Linked DNA regions of Homo sapiens: region 1 is linked to region 2. Evidence: read pairs that join two places in POLR2A ChIA-PET (ENCODE). Cell type or tissue: CD4-positive, alpha-beta T cell. All regions are shown on one strand. Links, peaks and the distances in the headings refer to the core of each region. The heading gives the core; the rest is flanking DNA.

The links. ChIA-PET counts read pairs that join two places held together with the same protein. Peaks named below come from ENCODE experiments on the same cell type or tissue, not always from the same donor. Only the 100,000 strongest peaks of a DNase experiment are listed, where the experiment ranks them.
Region 1: POLR2A ChIA-PET joins it to region 2 with 5 read pairs; 19 of 35 experiments call an interaction of 5 or more read pairs at or near these places.

Annotation. Positions count from the first base shown.
Region 1 is chr2:196,214,940-196,220,329 of GRCh38, reverse strand. HECW2 (HECT, C2 and WW domain containing E3 ubiquitin protein ligase 2) reads left to right here. Exons shown (of 29, transcript NM_001348768.2): 26 at 177-291; 27 at 3,237-3,322; 28 at 4,353-4,465. It overlaps LOC124906154 (small nucleolar RNA U13), which reads left to right and starts at 5,008; the gene lies at 5,008-5,111. RefSeq lists a silencer at 578-778. In CD4-positive, alpha-beta T cell, for the core only: no CTCF peak of the experiment used is centred there; no DNase peak of the experiment used is centred there.
Region 2 is chr2:196,160,605-196,165,962 of GRCh38, reverse strand. STK17B (serine/threonine kinase 17b) reads left to right here. Exons shown (of 8, transcript NM_004226.4): 2 at 2,536-2,701. The coding sequence starts at 2,580. Among named protein-coding and RNA genes, the nearest start is that of STK17B, 8.3 kb to the left of the region's middle. In CD4-positive, alpha-beta T cell, for the core only: CTCF peaks have their summits at 666 and 1,062; DNase peaks (open chromatin) are centred at 762, 1,202, 2,552 and 3,062; H3K4me3 peaks cover 5,000 bases; H3K27ac peaks cover 5,000 bases.

The DNA.
Region 1 (5,390 bases), core at 207-5,206, 54 kb before region 2:
ACCTTATACTAAAGAATGCCTTATATTTGTAGGGAGCTTTACAGGTTTTCAAGTGCCAACACAAGGTACACACATATTATTCCTGAAACTCCATGTGTCCCCTTTTCTAAGGCTTAATTATAGCTGATATTTCTCCAGGCTCCTAAGCCATGCCTTGTACTCTTTTTATTCCACAGGTGGTGGATGCCAGGCTGGTATCTGTTTTTGATGCAAGAGAACTGGAATTGGTCATCGCAGGCACAGCTGAAATAGACCTAAGTGATTGGAGAAACAACACAGAATATAGAGGAGGTGAAATTTGATTTATAGATGGCTAGATTTTAAATTTCAAATTAAAGGAAGGCATGGTTCAGCTTGCCAACTGAATATAGGACAGGCAACAGCACTTGGACTCTAATCATAGGTCTGATGCAGGCTCCCTTGAGACCTTGGGCAAGGTACATTCTCTTCTTTTCCTAATTACCTCATCTGTCAGATGGGAGAAGGACTGTTTACACACCGTCAAAGGATGTCATAACTCTTAATTGTTGGTGAGGAAATGTGACCGTAAGAACACTAATTAATTACTTTATCGTGTTGTCAGTGAAGCACCAAGGAGCTAACATCCAGCTGGTCAAACTCCACCTATTCCATTTTGTTTCTAAAACTTAGAAAAGCACACCCTTTGAGCTTCCCAATCAGCACAGTTTTTCCACTGTTCACTACGCTCCTTATCAGTTGTAATTCATAGTCAGAACACTTGAATGGAATAAGACACAGTTCCCAAAATACAACATTATTGGAGAAGTTCTAAATTCAAGCATGAATTTCAAGTGAAAAGAAGACTGTAGTAAGATTAATTAAAAACTGCACTATCTGACACTTCACAAAATGGGAAGCTAAAAAAGTGACACTTCTGCAGATCAGTACAAATTATTGATTAGTAACTGGGACCAAAGCCATTGAAATTTGAGTGTTAAACCAACACTTTGCAAGGGACCTGGTGGTAACCCAGAGTTAAGGTTTTATTAAATAATTTTAAGCAAAGAATACATTTTCTGAAAATTATCACCATGTTAGGAAGCCTTCAGAAATTCATGACAAATACCAGTTGTTTTCTCCTTTGGGTTTTGTTTTTTAACTCAAAGTATAAGAGATTAGAAGTAGTTCTGAACTTGGAGAATGAAAACTACAAACCTAACATCACTGAATTAATCACTTAGCAGAGTAAATTGAGAGCTGAACAGTTCTCTAGTTATCTCTAAGTTGAAGCAGAGATTTTTTTTAAAAAAGGTAGTTTTAAAAGTTTGTAGTAAAAAAATGCCTTAACATTTGCTAAATTGCTTTTGGTTATGCCTGTGCTTGCCTGTTCCAGCTCATCCCTGCACCATGGGCTGGCCTTGCTCACACATTTAATCTGAAAGGCTGTATTTAATTGCAGTTTCCATTGCTTCTATTTCTGAAGTCCAATTGCTGAAATAAGTATTTTCCAGTTGGCCCAAGTATAATCCATGTATCTCTTTGGTTATTATAATGTTGTTAACCCATCGATTTTTACTGAGAGCACAATTTCTCTGACATGCTACATAAGTTATATTTTACCATAAATATTATTAGCTCATTCTTTCCTTCCAGGAGATGAATTTTTTTTTTCAGACAGAGGGTGTATGCCACCATACCTGGCTAATTTTTGTATTTTTAGTAGAGATGGGGTTTCACCATGTTGGCCAGTCTGGTCTCGAATTCCTGGCCTCAAGCGATCTCCTGCCTTGGCCTCCCAAAGTGCTGGGATTACATGTGTAAGCCACCACGCCCGGACCCAGGAGATTCTAATAGCAATGCATTAATAGAATCAGCCATTTTTGTATTTTCATGGCATAAAATTTTATTCACTAAATCTGACTAATCAAGGACCTATTTATATGGTTATTGTAAATCTTATCAAATGAAATCTTTGGGAGGGGGAAGAAAAATGCTGAGAACCTCAGCTGCCATGTTTGCTCACCCAGCTACTTGGCACTGAGTAAAGAAGCGGCTGTGTGGCTGCCACCTGCCATATGTTCACACCCCAGCTGCTAGGAGAGAATATGATGAGACACATTCACTCTTCTTCCTCCAAAAGGTTTGGCACAAATAGCAAAAGGGAAGCAGAAAAGGGCTAATTCATAAGGTCAAAAAACTTTAAAGCTACAAAGAGCCAGTGCACTTCTTTTGTAGATGAGAAACTTTGCTCAGTACCAAATTGCTAGTCTTCACCAAACTCTGGGCATGGCCCATGTGTCCTCATGTTCAATCCAGTTTTGATCAGCCTTCTCTTTGATCCTTTTTTTCTCCAAAGGGGACTAAACATCACTGAAATGGTAAACAGTAAGGTGAGATTCCTCCCAAATCCTACAACTACTGAAATGTGAGGAAAAATTTGGATTAAAATAATTTCTACCCGCCTTCTATTCTGGACTACTAACTCAGTGCCCATTAACTATGTCTATTCATTGGTTTGAATCACTAAATCCTTGTTAGCCTTTTCTCTGAATTTAATTTTTGTTTTCACTGAAAGGTTTTTGGAATCCATCATCACTGCCCATGAGGTGATTCCTTTGACATTTTCTTAAATTCTACTAAAGTATGGAATAAGAGTAAAATTAAGTTGGTGATTACTCAGGATTTATTTAAGGAACTAAAGGTCACTTTTCCCTTTTTATTAGTAAGTCAATGTGAAACTAAGTTGATTTTAAAGTATGAATATTATATATAGCTTTTAAGAGAGCTTGCAGTTATGTATTTGTTTGTATAAATTATTTGATTAATGTGTCTCCCCTCTGCCAGAAGCCCTGGGAGGGTCTGTTTTCTTTGCCATTATGCCCCCAACCTTGGTACAGTGCTTGGCATAGAGGTATTTGAAAATTATTTCTTATGTGAATGACCGAAAGAGTTAAGTATTTCCAGTAACAACTGTTGTATTTTACAGAAATGATATGGTTAAAATAACTCATTTGTTGTTCTTCTCTTTACTAGTTTCACTTAGTGACCGTTAAATGAAAACAGAGACCTCTTGGTTTCACTTAATGTTGTTTTTGTTTAACTTTTGACATTCATATGATCATATATACAGTGTTATTCCTTAGTCTTAAAATTATAGACAACTTGTAAAGAATTCAAGAGGATGATTTATGTCTGGGGACTCTTCGTGTCACGTATCTTGGTGGCTTAATATAGAAGAGTCAAAGTAACATGGGCTTTTATGATTGGTTTGATAGGATACCATGACAATCATATTGTAATTCGGTGGTTCTGGGCTGCAGTGGAAAGATTCAACAATGAACAACGACTAAGGTTGTTACAGGTGAGATGCCATTATTTAATCTTTTAAATGTATCAATATGATTATTGTTGGAAGTGTATGTTTTTAATAACTGCTAACTATTCTCCATAAACACATACCATGTGTATCTGGAAATATGAGATACACCATTTCCAGACTCCTGATTGCATGGTTATGTGACTCCATGGCTATTCAGAACTTCCCTAAGCCAACTTAAAGCATTTCATGAGAGTTTAGGGAAGTGTCAAGTCCAGTCCAAGAATCCCAGTAACAACATCTGCCTTCAGGACAGCTTGGACCCTTCAGCAAGAAGCACCCAGGGTACCCAAAGTGCAGGCCGGCATCCCTAGCAGCAGAAAGAAATGATTTTAAGTTCTTTAAAAAGGGATGCAGTTAGTTGACAGTCCTTTCTTCTCTTTCATCTAACTTTCCACAAATTTGAGAAAACAGTGACATTCAAGAACAGTGGGAAAACTAACTTGTGTTTTTTTTTTTTTTGCGTGTGGTGTTTATGGTCATCCAGGACAATTACTGATCAGTTGCAGCTATAGAAATACCAGACACAAGGAAGTCTCTGGATGCTCAGGCAGAGCCTTACAAGTACTCTTAGCTCCTTTGGATCTTAGCTCCTTTGGATTAAGGGTCTGGGCCTCAAAATTGCAGGCCCAGACATTCTCTTTTTTAAATTCACCCGACATTGATCAAGGACTGATGCTAAGTTGACTCGGGTTAATTGATCCCACTTTATTCATCTATAGTGGGAAATGTGCCCGGTTTAAGCTTCTGAGCTGGTCAGCTGCATCAGGTGCTTTATTTTCTACAAACCCTCCACATCCCCTTTCCCTTTATCATGCACAGTATTCTCTTTCTTAGTATTATCTTCTGGCTCTGTGTCAGAATTGTGTTGTGATTATTCCACACCTGTGAAGTTTTGTCTTCAGAACTTTCCTGCCTGCTCTTCCTCAGGAGCTCTGCCCGTGAATGACGTGATGCCTTTCCTGGCTGTTGGTCTCTGGCTTCACCTTCTCCTTCTGTTTTCTTGGGTTGACAGTTTGTTACAGGCACATCCAGCATTCCCTATGAAGGATTTGCTTCACTCCGAGGGAGTAACGGCCCAAGAAGATTCTGTGTGGAGAAATGGGGGAAAATCACTGCTCTTCCCAGGTAAAATATAAAATAACATTTCTTTACTGTCACAACATTTGGTGGAGACATTCATTTATGTATATATTGATTAATTACTGCTTTTATATTAAAAGTTTGGGAGAGCGGAAAAGCTCTTAGAATGAATTTCTCCCTGATAACCTTTCTAAACGAAGAGGAAAAAAGATCTCTCTGGTCACACTTAAAATACATACATCCATATCTTAAAATACAAAACACAACAAAAGCAAAGTATTTGTTAGCATCAGTAAAGCGACGTTGGTTATCATGCTTGTGGCTTATGATTGTGGCTCTAATCAGGTGTTTCCAGAAGCTTGAGTTTTAACTTTATAACTATTTAGAATCCCTTCAGTAAAAATTACCGTTGTAGTTTCTAAAGGATATTAGATAATGTGGATGTGCTCTAGATCTCTTTAGCCTGTCTCGTACATGTCTTAATTCCATGCTCTCTGCATTGTATTCTCATTCATAGTAAGATTACATATTTCCTTAGAATAGAAAAAAAATGCTTTGCTGTTGCTGCTAATAAAAGCAAAAGACTGATCCTTTTGCAATTTGTCAGTGTGATAATTGGGTGTTCATGCACATATGTGAGATGTGCCACCCTCAAGCCTTATTACAACGTCCACACATTACCCATCTGATATGGAAAATAGAAGCAAGGACTAGTACAAAAAGTGTTTGAGATTGAGTGGAGATAACTGGAGCTGGAGCAACAGAAAAGGAGCATATGAACAAAAGAGGAATGGAAGAAAATTTGTTTTAGAATTCCTTTATCCAATTAGTAGTAATACTGTAGCATTTTTGAGGTAAAAAGGAGCTGAAATTGCCTCTAACTTTACTAATAATACAACTATACTCTAGAGAGATTAAATGATATTAGGTACCCCAAGATGTTATCCTAAATTGAAGTATAGATGACTTT
Region 2 (5,358 bases), core at 1-5,000:
AGAAAACAAAAATACTTTTAAGAATGAAGTTTAGACTAAGTTGGGATGAGAATTTTGTACATGGAAACAGTACAGCTGTTCAACAATGGCAGGGAACTGCAGGGAGAGTATTTTTGGGTAGAATGTTAATTTTGTTTTGTGGAACAATAGCGATATGCCCTTGTGACTTGCACTGTACCTGTGTCAGTGGACATGAGTTCAGCATATTTTAATTTTTAATCCTTGCAGCACTGGAAGATCAATTCTTTTATCATCCATACTTTAGAGGCAGCAAAATCGAAGCTTTCTTCACCAGTAAAAGGGAATGCGAAGTAAATCACAACAAAATTCCATTTCACCTTCATCACACTAGAATAGCCAAACTTAAAAGTCTGAATTGGGCAAGTATTGTCAAAGTAGTGATAAACCGTCCCATCCAGTGCTAGTGGGAGTGTAAACTGGGGGTGGAAAGAAGGGGCTATGTCTAATATGTTTTATTTTTAATTTAAATGAAATATGACCAAGTAATAAGATTGGAAAGTAAATGTTTGTATATAGTGTTCCTTATCTTACATTTGAAATATTATATATTTTGTTTTCTTTTTAAATAACTGTGTTGCCGCAGATCAGGCGACTTAACAGAAGTATATTTTCTCAACGATTCTGGAGGCTAGAAATCTGGGATCAGGGTGTCTGCGGGGTTGGTTTCTTCTGAGGCCTGCCCTCTTGGCTTGTAGATGGCTGCCTTCTCCTAGTGTGTTCACATAGTCTTTCCTCTGTGTGTGTCTGTGTCCTAATTGGCCCACTTTAATGACCTCATTTTAACTTAATCACCTTTTTAAAGGCCCTGTCTCCAAAGACAGTCACATTATGAGATACAGGGGTTAGGGTTTTTCAACTTAGGAATTTGGGGGAGGACACAATTCAGCCCATAACAATAGCAAAGTTAAATAATTTAATTAAGGTCTCATAGCTGGTATGATGGATGAATGGAATTCAGACCCAGGTGTCTTTCAGTCTAAAGGTTATTCTCAGAATGCTACACTACAACCCTTTGACTCCTAGAGATGTACCCCAAAACTAGTTAGAGCTGTTTCCCCAAAGACTAAGAGATGTAGAGAAAACAATTTTACTATCTAGTTATGTGAAAGCTATAATTTTAATTTAATTTTTTGAGACAAGGTCTCCATCTATCGCCCAGGCTGAACTGCAGTGACGCGTTCATAATTTGAGAATAACACCAAGAAGAGAAAATGTAGAAACTGAAAACGCTGAACTCTAATGACACTGCTTTTTGGCTAAGTAGACTATAGTTGGCATTTGAATTTAAGAAGATAAAGAACAGTACATATAAGTAGAAAATAGGAAAAAAAGATGTCAGAGGAGGAACAAATGCTTAGCGGGTTACTACAGGAGGGTGCTAAAAGAATAATAATTGATATTTTATTAAGTAGGCATAGCAATAAGTCATAAGTGTCTTGAAATATAGTATCTGTTATTGTTTTATGAATGCAATTAATATAATAGTTTTGATAACACTGAATGCATATAAACATCACAAATTTCCAGATACATATATGAGCTTCAGATACAGAACTTCGAAATAAAGCTTTATGTATAGGTTAGTCACTCTTCCAACAAAATTATTGAGCACTTCATACATAGCAGGCTCTGTGCTAGGTCCTGTCAAAGGAGGGACTCTTAAGACCTTTGAGAGTTTCTGAGTTTAGTACTGAAACATAGCCAATCCGTGGAAGAAGTTCTATTTCTTGTAGTCCTTCACGTCAGTAATATAACTCACAATATGTGCATTTACCACCAAATTTCTTTAGCCATGTGAAAATAAGTTTAAAATGAATAATTATTATCTTGTCGTATTAAATTACCTATTATGTGAAACCTATAACTTTATTTATTTATTTATTTATTTATTTATTTATTTATTGAGATAAGATCTCGCTTTATTGCCCAAACTGAACTGCAGTAGCACATTCATAGCTCACTGCAACCTCAAACTTCTGGGCTCAAGTGATGCTCCTGCCTCAGCCTCCCAAGCAGCTGGGACTACAGGTGCGAGCCACTACACCCAGTTAATTTTTAAATTTTTTCATAGAGATGGGATCTCGCTATGTTGCCAGGACTGGTTTTGAACTTCTGGCCTCAAGTGATCCTCCTGCCTCAGCCTCCCAAAGTGCTGGGATTATAGGCGTATACCACCATGTCCAGCTGAAACCTCTATAACTTTAAAGAATGGAGTTTTATGATGAAACTAAGTGATTGTTTGCATTATAATTTTATCATAACTATTTTTTTTAAATTGAGAGGATTTTTACCGTAGTTTTATTCTGAAATGAAGTCAGTAACTTCGTTCAAGTGCCATAGTGTTATTATGGTTTATGTGTATGCTTTTTGTTTTTTCCTCCTTGTGGATAGAATGTGCTCTTTAAATCTTTTTTTTTTTTAGTTGTATTTTATAGCTATATTTGGAGCTGTGTAATGTAATGCACATCCTGCCTGAGATAACATCTTTTCTCTGTATTCTCTTTTTTTGCATAGGTAAAAATAAGTGACTAAAGAAGCAGACCTGGGAATCACCTAACATGTCGAGGAGGAGATTTGATTGCCGAAGTATTTCAGGCCTACTAACTACAACTCCTCAAATTCCAATAAAAATGGAAAACTTTAATAATTTCTATATACTTACATCTAAAGAGCTAGGGAGGTAAGAAAACCATATGACGTGTATGCCATCTAAATTCAAATTTTGGATTTGTGTTTTTATAATTCTATAAAACTCACTTGGGATCATTATTTAACAATGATTAGGAAGGAAAGTTGTGATCTCTGTTGCTGTTACCTAGGGTCCAGTCTTAACTGACTTGAAAATCAAATCTGTGGAGGGTTTAGTGAACTTAAATCATACATCCTACCTAGCCTCAGAGCCTCTGATAGGAGGTCTCTGTCGTTACATGAGGCTGTGCATGGGAAGAGGCAGCTCAGCATAGTGGACTGCCGAGTTCAAGTTTGGACTCCACCAGTTACTAGGTGTGTGACTTCAACTAAATAACTGTACCTCTTTTTTTAATTTTTGTTTGTGGCGGGGTCTCACTCTGTTGCTCAAGCTGGAGTGCAGTGACATGATCTTGGCTCACTGCAACCTCCTGTCTCCTGGGCTCAAGGGATCTGCCACCTCAGCCTCCTAAGTAGCTGGGACTACAGGCACACACCACCACACTGGGCTGGTTTTTTGTAGAGACAGGGTTTCTCCATGTTGCCCAGGCTGGTCTCCAACTCCTGGGTTCAAGCAATCCTCTGGCCGTGGCCTCCCAAAGTGCTGAGATAATTGGTGTGAGCCCCTGCGCCCTGCCTACTGTACCTCTTAGTGCTGTCGTTTCCTCATCTGAAAAGTAGGGGTGAAGATAATTGTGTCTGTCTTATATGGTTGTTATGAGGATTAAGTTAGTTAATATTTGTAAAGTGCCTAGTACAGTGCTCTGTAAGTTTTTGTTAAATGAAATATTTTTTTAAATTCCTAGGGTATTGTGCTTGGCTTAAAAAAAAAAAAAAAAGAAGAAGAAGAAGAAATAGGGAGATTCTCCCCCTCTCCTAAGTTGAACAAAAAGAATGAATTCATATTTCATAGTCTGATTCTATGTCACAACAAATGAGTGGTTTATAAGTAAAAAGCCTTTACAAATTGTTTTCTCTTAACCAGTGTATAAACTCTGTACGGCCAAGGAGTGACATGATATTATGAAACCATTCTGTACTACCATTTTAATATATGAAAAGTTATAAAAGATATACCAAGTTATTTAAGTTATATATTCAGCATCTTTTGAGCTTTAAATTAAAGGTGCTTAATGAAGGGTTGGAAGATGGTAGTCATCATGTATTTTCAGTTTGATTTTAGTTCTGGAGGTAAATGTTTTGTTGTATGTTAAATGGTTTACTAAGTCCATATTTGTGTTGATAAATGTGCAGCAAAACAATGTGATTGATTTTTGTCTTTGAAAATCTCGATGTGAGAAGAAAAGTTGACTGAATCATGAAAAGTAATTTCATTCTTGGTGGCCTTTTACCTTAAGGGCAGAGGCAAGTCCTGGCTTTTTCACGTTGCAGATGTTGGATGCAGCCTTTCTTTTGCAAAATAAGAATTATAATATCTGGCCAGGTGTGGTGACTCACGCCTGTAATCCCAGCATTTTGGGAGGCCGAGGAGGGTGGGTCACGAGGTCAGGAGTTCGAGACCACCCTTGCCAACATAGTGAAACCCTGTGTCTACTAAAAATACAAAATTAGCCAGGCATGGTGGCGTGTGCCTGTAGTCCCAGCTACTCAGGAGGCTGAGGCAGAAGAATCACTTGAACCCGGCAGGTGGAGGTTGCAGTGAGCCGATATCATGCCACTGCACTCCAGCTTGGGCAACACAGTGAGACTTTGTCTCAAAAAAAAAAAAAAAAAAAAAAAAAGAATTATAATATCTACCTCACTGACCAAGAATTAAATACAAAAGCACATTTCATAATTCCTGGCATACTAATTTAATGTGCAAAATATTTGGGTGTTTTAATGGTGTATTAAAAGATAGAGTTTTTAGAACCTTTTAAAATGTTTTTAAGAAATTGTTCTAAATCTTAATTACTTCATTTTGCATTATAATAGGAAGAAAGGTTTTTTTTTTCTTTTTTTCTTTTTCTTTTTTTTAAGTTTCCTGTATCTCACATTGAACCATAGAATCTCTGCATTGGAAAGACTTCAGTGGTCCGTGGTCTTACTAATACAATGTTTGTATGCAGCGCAGCAATCTTTCCTATAATTTCCCGAACAAACTGTTATCCAGCCTCAGTTTGAATGCTTCAGCGATGGGGAAATGAATATTATGCAAGTCTTGAACAGTACACACAATAAAAGTCACTTTCTTTTCTATTTTTCTGAGTTACTATTTGATGAGTAAATTTACTTACATTTTTTAAATTAACTTTTCAAAATTGGGGACATTATAGGAGCTAAAAAATCTATAAAGTATTTTTGCTTTGAGGGCTTTGGATAATTTAAACTTTGAGGATGATATTAGTAATTCTAAATTGCTTTATAAATGAGGTGCCACCATAAATAAAGTTGAATTAGGCATACTTTTTAGAATTTTAGATCAAAAACTCATGATAGAATTTGATTAAAGCAAATTTAGATTGATTGCTAAATTCCCATTTTAAAATATCTTTATGAAAGAGACCAAGTAACATCTTTCTTTTGAATTGATATGGGCTAATGAGTCACATGGTAAATATTGATATGTTTAATTATTAGATCTTGATAAATTAGAAATCATGGCTTTTCATCTGCCAAGAATGTACTGAAAGTTCTTTCAATATTGTT